2 separate regions of the Homo sapiens genome follow, and region 2 is linked to region 1. The links are chromatin contacts, found by Hi-C or POLR2A ChIA-PET in ENCODE. All regions are on one chromosome and are shown on one strand. Each heading gives the region's core, a stretch centred on a gene start or an enhancer-like site at or near the end of the contact. The rest is flanking DNA. Distances are from core to core; before and after follow the strand shown. Region 1 has its middle 45 kb from the start of ARHGAP25. Region 2 has its middle 48 kb from the start of PROKR1.

Region 1 (3,998 bases), core at 1,081-3,580:
GCCACCGCGTTATGGCATCAATTTTAAAGTGAAGCTGAATATGACTACCTTACTGATATGGTTTGGCTGTGTCCCCACCCAAATCTCATCTTGAATTGTAGCTCCCATAATTCCCATGTGTTATGGGAGGGACCCTGTGGGAGATCATTGAATCATAGTGTTGATTAAGTCTCACAAGATCTGATGGTTTTATAAGAGGAAACCCCTTTTGCTTGGCTCTCAATTCTCTCTTGTCTGCTGCCACGTAAGACATGTCTTTTGCCTTCTGCCATGATTGTGAGGCCTTCCCAGGCACATGGAACTGTAAGTCCATTAAACCTCTTTTTCTTTATAAATTCCCCAATCTTGGGTATGTCTTTATCAGCAGCATGAAAATGGACTAATACACTTACCTTTCACCATTTACTCTATTTTCTCTTTTCAAACTAAATAATAATCTCTTAATTTCTGTATCTCCAGAACCTATTATTATAGTTTCTGGACTATGATGAGGTGCAATAACCATGAATTTAGTCACTTTCATGTGGAACATAAATGGCAGGAAATAAATTGTTTGGAAAGTATTACATGTTTTACTATTCATTTACTCAAAAGTATTTTTGAGCTCTTATTTTCTCCTTCTTAATTTAAAAAACCTCAGGCTGTTGAAGGAGAGATCATGTATTCATTTATTTCTTAGCTACTGGGCAGAGCAAAAATCAATAATTAGAAGAAGTGTGTTTTCCATGAAATTTTACACTCAAATCAACATTATAACTGTAGTGAAATTGGCATCACATTCTAAATAAGGGACCGAGCTATTCTTGTAGGAAATATAAACCTGGTATGAAAAGTAAGTGCTTATCAATAACACTTCCAGGAAGCAATTTTTACTCCGGGGCAATTTGCTGTGCATGCTGGGTCACTGCTGAGTTCAATGCTTCAGAACTTTAGATGATGAAAATGCCTTTCTTCCACATTACGTGCACTGCTGAGTTTCAGTTGGAAGGGTCCTTAGAGACCACCTGGTCCAACCCCCTTTTGCTTTTTATTTTCTTTCTTTTTTTTTTTTTTTAGGGGACAGGGTCTCACTCCATTGCCCAAGCTGGAGTGCAATGGCATGAGCACAGCTCACTGCAGCCTTGAACTCCTGGTTCAAGCAATCCCACCACCTCAGCCTCACACACAGCTGGGACTTGTCAATGAAAAGAGTCAAACTCAGTAAAATATTTGAAAAAAACGTATTCTGAGCCAGGTTTGAGTGACCCATAGCCCATGACGCAGCCCTCAGGAGATGCTGAGAATATGTGTCCAAGGTGGTTGGGCCACAACTTGGTTTCACACATTTTAGGGAGACATAAGGCATCAATCCATACATGTAACATATACATTGGTTTGGTTCAGAAAGGCAGGTTAAATGGAAGCTGCGGGCTTTCAGATCATAGGTAGAACCAAAGATTTTCTGATTGGCAATTGATTGAAATAGTTATTATCTAAAGACTTAGAAAGAGTGTTTTGGTTAAGATAAAGGGTTGTGGAGACTAAGGTTTTATTACACAAGCGAAGCCTCTAGGTAGCAGGATTTAGAGAGAATAGATTGCAAATGTTTCCTGTCAGACTCAAAAAGTCTTTTCTATGAGTAATTCCAAAAGGGAGGAGGGTATAATGGAGCATGTCTAGCACCCCCTTCCCATCATGGACTGAACTGGATTTTCAGGTTAACTTTGGAATGCCCTTGGCCAAGAGAAGAGGCCCATTCAGATGGTTGGGGGGCCTTAGAATTTTATTTTTGGTTTACAGACTATAGGTATGCACCACCATGCCTGGATCCCCCTTATTTTTCAATTAAGAAAGCACTCCAGGGTGGTTAACTACTTACGCAAATATTACAGAGTTATTTGAGATTTGTGATAAGAATCTGGTCTTGCAATTCTTGGTTCATTATTCTTTCCTTTACTGCAAGTAGGTAAGAAGATAAATCATGGGTATGGTTTATTGTCAGTGTCCTAGGGTGACAGAGAATCAGTTTTGGGGAAAATAGGTTAATTACAAAGCTTTCCAGAAGACTTGTTCCTCAGAAACTAAATTACATATCTTCTTTTCCTGCTCCCAATCATTGCCTCTCATGCAGGATTAGGCCAAGCAGGTGGGAAGAGAACTGAATACTAGAGGGTCTTAGAGAAAATGAAGTTTAGCCAGTCATTCATAGAAGAGGAACTGAAACTTATTTCACAGAGAGGTTAAGCAACCTTCATTCTCCCTTTAGTGAAAGAGGCAAATATTCTTTAGAAACCCATGTGACAGCTTCGTTCTCTTGCAGCTGATTTTGAATCTTGCAGTTAATCATGATCTCTGGGCCATGGGCCTTATTGTCTTGAGGCTCTCATTTTACTGATTGATAAAGCAGAAAAACAGAGAAGTGGTGTGATGTGGCGAGAAAGTGCTAGCAGGAAATGAGATAGCTATTACCACCCAGGGCTCTCCTGTTTCTCTCTGCAAGACTCCTTTGGAAATCTTGCATTGCCTTCCCCTTTCTGAGTAATTCCGCGGGGCTTCATTTAGATTGTGCTCATTTGCATTAACTCTCATAACGAAGAGGTGTATTACCAACTGAAATGGAAAAAGGCCTGTGGTTACTTTGTGTCTTCTCTGCTGTCTCTGGTCTCTGGGACCAGAACTCATCCTCAGTACCGAGAGCCAAAGAGGAGCTGACCATGGATTAGATGAAATAAGGTACTGTGTACCTGACACCCAGGAAATAGTCAGTGTTTCTTACCTCCTAGTATTGTTGCAAAATGAAGCAGAATACAGTATATCTTTTGATTCAAAGGTGTCATTAGGCCTTATAACTATTAACCAATTAACAGGTTAATATTTTAGCTTGCACTTTTGCTTTAAAATCTGAATATTGCATGTTAATTTAAAATATGGTTTGTTAGGAGTGTGGTAGGAATATAACTTGTTTGAAATTGACATCAATGTCTAAAATGAAAAACCATGCATCCCAAAACATGGTGATTACCAGCGGAAGGTCAGGAAAACATGCTTCTCTTCTGCAGATGGAGGTACAATGAGGTGTTTGACAGGGGCTTATGTTCCCAACACACCTGGCCTGGACTCTGCATGGAGAAAAAGGTTTGTTCACTAGACTGAGATTTCGAAGGGTAGAGTATTTGTAGAGAGAAGCCAGGTCTCCAGTGTTGCTGGGTTTGGGGAAAGCCTGTAATGGATTCAGGTGTCCAGGTGAGAACAGCTTTCTGACAAATGTGCTGCTGAGGGTGATGTTCTCTCAGCACGTGGCCTGTGAGCTCTCAGTGATGCTCCAGCCAGCAGGAGTACACCAATAAGCCTGACTCTCTGCCAATAGCTGGGGCCAGAGGTCTCGTCCTCATTTTTCACTGGTACCTGGCAGGCAAAATTCCTATCCAGGAGGGAATGGTAGCTCTGGACAGTTGTATAAATATGCTATCAAAATTTGAGAGGCAGAAAGCAAATGACAGGAGGCCAGACCCTCCTTGGAGTCATCAGTCCACTCAAAGTCCCTAGACCCCTTGCTCAATAATTTCACTTTAGTCCACATAATTCCAAGAGGACTAACTAAGGTTTTCATTACAGTGGTCTCTTCTGGCAGTAAGGGTCTGCTCAAATAGCTCTAGTGGACAGAGGCCACAGACATCTGTTAGTGCCAACCTCAGAAAATCCCACTATAAGTTTCTGTTATATTTTTATTTTTTCAATGAAGCTCTTTACCTAGACACAAAGGTGATGGAGAAGTGTTTCCTCCCTATCAAAAAATACTTTGAATTTTTCAAAGAAATTTCATTTTCCTTGAACAATACAGACAAAATCAAATAATGCATAAGCACTCATAATCTCTGACCCTCCCTTTGCCCATAAAGAACATTCTGGAAATTCTAGCATTGTTAACTTGGTACTTCCCTTACACTATCCTATCCTTCCTACCTTCCTTCTCTCTCCTCTATTCTACTCTCCTTGGTGGTCATTTTTATTATTATGAG
Region 2 (3,998 bases), core at 912-3,411, 95 kb before region 1:
TGGGCTGTGTTCTCTTTTTCTCACATAATACCTAGCCCAGTGCTATATACATGTCTGATTATCTGTAAATATTTGTTCTACTAAACTAAATGTATATCTTGTGACTTTGAGAAAATGAATATTCTAGAAGAGAAAGTGAGTTACACTATAACCAACAAAATCCAAGCCCATGTCAGCTGAATAATAAATCCATACATGGGAAGCATAAACATTTCTATCATAACCATTAATAGCACTCAAATTATTAAAAAGCTTAAAAAGAACTCCAAGTGGAAATGATGAAGATTGTACATGCATGTTAATGAAATGTGTCATTACATATGCTGATATGTGTCTAAAGGAGAGATAGAAACTTAAAAATAAGACTTTCTTTGGTATTAAGTATACATTTGCATCTTTGTTTTCTGTTTTTAGTTATATCATTTTAATTTAATTCAATATAATTTAAAAATCATTTTTTCTTTATGACCATCGTTATCCTGAAAAAAATTAAAGGCTATTGAAAATGTAATTAATCATGACCTTTAGGTAGTTTCCTGAATTGATGAACTTTTCTATATTGCTCATTAACCCCGTGTCAGACAGTAAGCCCTGATGGTATTTCTGTACCATCATGGTCACTGGAAAATATGTATTGGAAGAAAGTAGTAAAGATATCATAATCATTTAATTTTCCTGCTGGAAGAAGCTTTAGAATTCATTGAGAAGCAGTGTTGACCGTAGACGAATGTTGACTATAATTTGAGTCAATGATGAATTCCTTCCTCTACTATAAACCCATGTGTAAACATGGATTTTTCATCAAAAAATTCATCAGTAGCTAGTCCTTAACTCAATCTTAAGGAAACTTTGATGTATAAAAATCATAGAATATTTAAATTTTATAACATGCTTTAAATTCTATTTTGGAAAAACCAGAGAAAACAGACAAGCAGAAAGAACAATATAAAAATCACTCATAACCACTCATAGCCACCACCACCTTCAGACCATTATTAGTAACTTCCTTTTTGAGTATCCTATTCCTGTTTCGCAACTGGTAAATTAAAGATTCAAGAGTTTATGTGAATTCACCAAAGTTACAGAGGAAAAATTAGTTGCAGTGGTTGTTCTAGAGGCAATGGCAGATGTTTGAGGCCTCTTCCTCATTCACTCTGTATCAATCCAAGTACTCCCTTCCTTCCCATCTACCAATCTTGGTTTCTACCCACACACCCCTATAATTTTTGAAGCCACTGCTAGTTGGTAGTGGCGGATTCAGGGGATAGAACCAGTTCTTCTGTCTGGACCAGTCACTCTCATGCCTAAACTTATAAGCAAAATGAATTGCCATTGGTATCTCATGTTTCGATCTTGCTTCAGGGCACTACTTTAGAATATGGACAGTTAATGCAAATTAATACAGTTATCAGCCCTACTGAAATCCATCGAATCTTAGTAAACTAAGGTCTTGTTTGCTAGATTTGCTATTTAAAAAAGAAAAAAGATACAGTAAGGGAATAAAATAGATGCCAACTTGGCATTATTCTTTCAGTGATAAATAAAATATTCTGACAGAGGAGTTCCTGATTAAAGATGCAAGGACCCTGTCATGCTAACTGCAGCTGATTTCCTGCCTTGAAATGTCTTCCTGCTTGTGTCACTGCCAGTGACTGACAGCTGGCTTAATAATTAAATTCAAGCAATGTTTGCTTTTCTTGACCTTTACTGGGAAACAAATTTTCAAGCTCTGGACATGAGTAGAGTGTTTTAATTTGGGGAGAATAATGTGTTTGCATCATTTCCAGCAACCTGTGTCTGTGATTACCTGTGTTATTTTACATTCCACTTCACAGCGGACTTCTAGAGGGTGGCTGGTAGTTGAAGTCACTCGGTAATTAATATCCAGCTTTGGCTCCCTGCACATGTTTCACCCAAAAGAGGGCATTTTTGTTTCTGGTAGACTTAATAAGGGCTCTGGCAGCCCACTGTTCTCAAGTGTATCCAAAGCCAATTTATTTTGAACATCTAGGTTTTTCATAGTCTGTTAAGGTCTTTAGTCATTCTTGCTTATAAGAACAAATCGTTTTCTCCAGTTGTAACCTTGATTTACTTGCCTTTCTTTACTTACATGCTTTTTGTTTTGTTTTCTTTTTGTTTTTGTATATGCTCTCCATCGCCCTCTACCGGGGCAGACAGGGTGGTGTAGCAGCAAAGAGCTCCCAGACCTGGGTGAGCTTCAGATTTTTATCTGGAAAATGGGGATAACACACCCATCTTGTAGAAGTGTTGAAAGGATGAGGAGAAAATATGTATGTAATGTGTCCATCAAGTGCTTAGCACATGGTGTGGTGGCACTAGATACATGTAACTGCAGCTGTTATTTTCTTTTTCTCTTTTTTTCCAAGTTATCAGCATTTATTTATTTTTATTTATCAACTTCTATTTTCAGTTCCAGGGTACATGTGCGGGATATGCAGGTTTGTTACATAGGTAAACGTGTGCCATGGTGGTTTGCTGCACAGATCAACCCATCACCTAGGTATTAAGCCCAGCACCCATTAGCTGTTCTTCCTGATGCTCTCCCTCTTGACAGGCCTCAGCCTGTGTCGTTCCCCACCCACCCCATGTGTCCATGTGTTCTCATCATTCAGCTCCTACTTATAAGTGAGAACATGTGGTGTTTGGTTTCTGTTCCTGCATTAGTTTGCTGAGGATAACAGCTTCCAGCTCCATCCATGTCCCTGCAAAGAACATGATCTCATTCTTTTTTATGGCTGCATAGTATTCCGTGGTGTATATATACCACATTTTCTTTATCCAGTCTATTATTGATGGGCATTTGGGTTGATTCCATGTCTTTGCTACTGTGAGTAATGCAGCTGTTATTTTCTTGTGTATCCAAAGTCCTCTTTGTGACCTTTCTTTCCCTTACTTTGTGGGCTCTGCAGGTTGCCCTCTTCTTTGAAATCCCAGCACCCTTTTCTCAAATCTTTCAAAGAGAATCAATTGCTTGGGAGAAAATTTCCCTTCCTTATCAGGATCAGTTTGGCTATTGCAGAACATGCTGGGGTTCTTTCTTTGTCTGGTTGGTACCTAGCTTGGATTTTCTCCAGTCCTCCCATGTTAGTGGAGGGTGTAGCCTTCAAGAATACAGCTGCCTATGGGAGGCAGCCTCATCTTTAAATGAAATTTCTGAGTCTAAGGACAAGTAAGGATGAGCCTATGTTTAGCCTATGTTTAGGGATGTCCAGATATGTTATGTACAGTGAGGGTGACTATAATTCAACACCACATTGGAACACTTCTGAAAATGAAAGAGAACACTAAAATCTTTTAAAATGCTTTTAAAATACTTATTTATTAAACAACAAATTTTTTTTTGTTGTATTAGCAGACCTGCAAAATAGTTTTATTCAAATCATTTTTCAAAAATGAAATCCTTTTAAAAATATAAATACATCTGTGTCTATAATTAGCCCAAATTTAAAATTTCATTATGTTTTTAAATTTAAAAAAATAATACAAGCAGAATATTTATTCTTCATACATATTCTTGTACTTGAATCAGTTTCTTAACCATATTTGTCTCTAATTCTGTGACAGTAGTATTTTACTAAAGAATGTATTTTTTAAAATATGATCTAATTTTTAATTTTTTCATAAAATTATCTGAAGTCTTGTTCACAGTTGTCATTTATGGTTAATGAATTTGAAATTGTTTATGCCTTCATTTGTTTCTTCTCTGCAGAACATAATATCGTTAATGGAGAAAATACTCTCAGTATAGATATTGAAGTACCCAGTAAGCTTAAAGAAAATTATTCTAAATGGAGGCTATTCCCAAATCTATTTTGTTTTATATTGAAATGAAACAATATGTCAACCCCAACATTTTCAGAGGTACTGTCTTTTACCTGTATTCAGAATATTTTTTCTTAAGAAATGTTTTTACATAACAGACACATCAAATATAAGTTGTCTGTATAAGCTTTTGGAGTCTTTTAGCAGAGTTTCAG

The links. A loop is a pair of places that touch in the nucleus more often than their neighbours do. ChIA-PET counts read pairs that join two places held with the same protein, here RNA polymerase II (POLR2A). Pooled maps may share reads with other maps.
Region 2: a pooled map shows a loop between it and region 1 (4-fold over the local background). The contact joins two enhancer-like sites. A Hi-C loop is called at or near these places in 5 of 37 single-sample maps with no recorded cell type and 8 of 50 pooled maps. POLR2A ChIA-PET finds 5 or more read pairs at or near these places in 2 of 52 experiments (CD4-positive, alpha-beta T cell and endothelial cell of umbilical vein).

What each region holds. Positions count from the first base shown.
Region 1 is chr2:68,687,826-68,691,823 of GRCh38, forward strand. No RefSeq gene overlaps it. Among named protein-coding and RNA genes, the nearest start is that of ARHGAP25, 45 kb to the right of the region's middle. Within about 2 kb of position 2,331, at least 4 of the 41 ENCODE cell types and tissues checked have a DNase peak (open chromatin) inside an H3K27ac peak, as active enhancers do.
Region 2 is chr2:68,593,215-68,597,212 of GRCh38, forward strand. No RefSeq gene overlaps it. Among named protein-coding and RNA genes, the nearest start is that of PROKR1, 48 kb to the right of the region's middle. Within about 2 kb of position 2,162, at least 6 of the 41 ENCODE cell types and tissues checked have a DNase peak (open chromatin) inside an H3K27ac peak, as active enhancers do.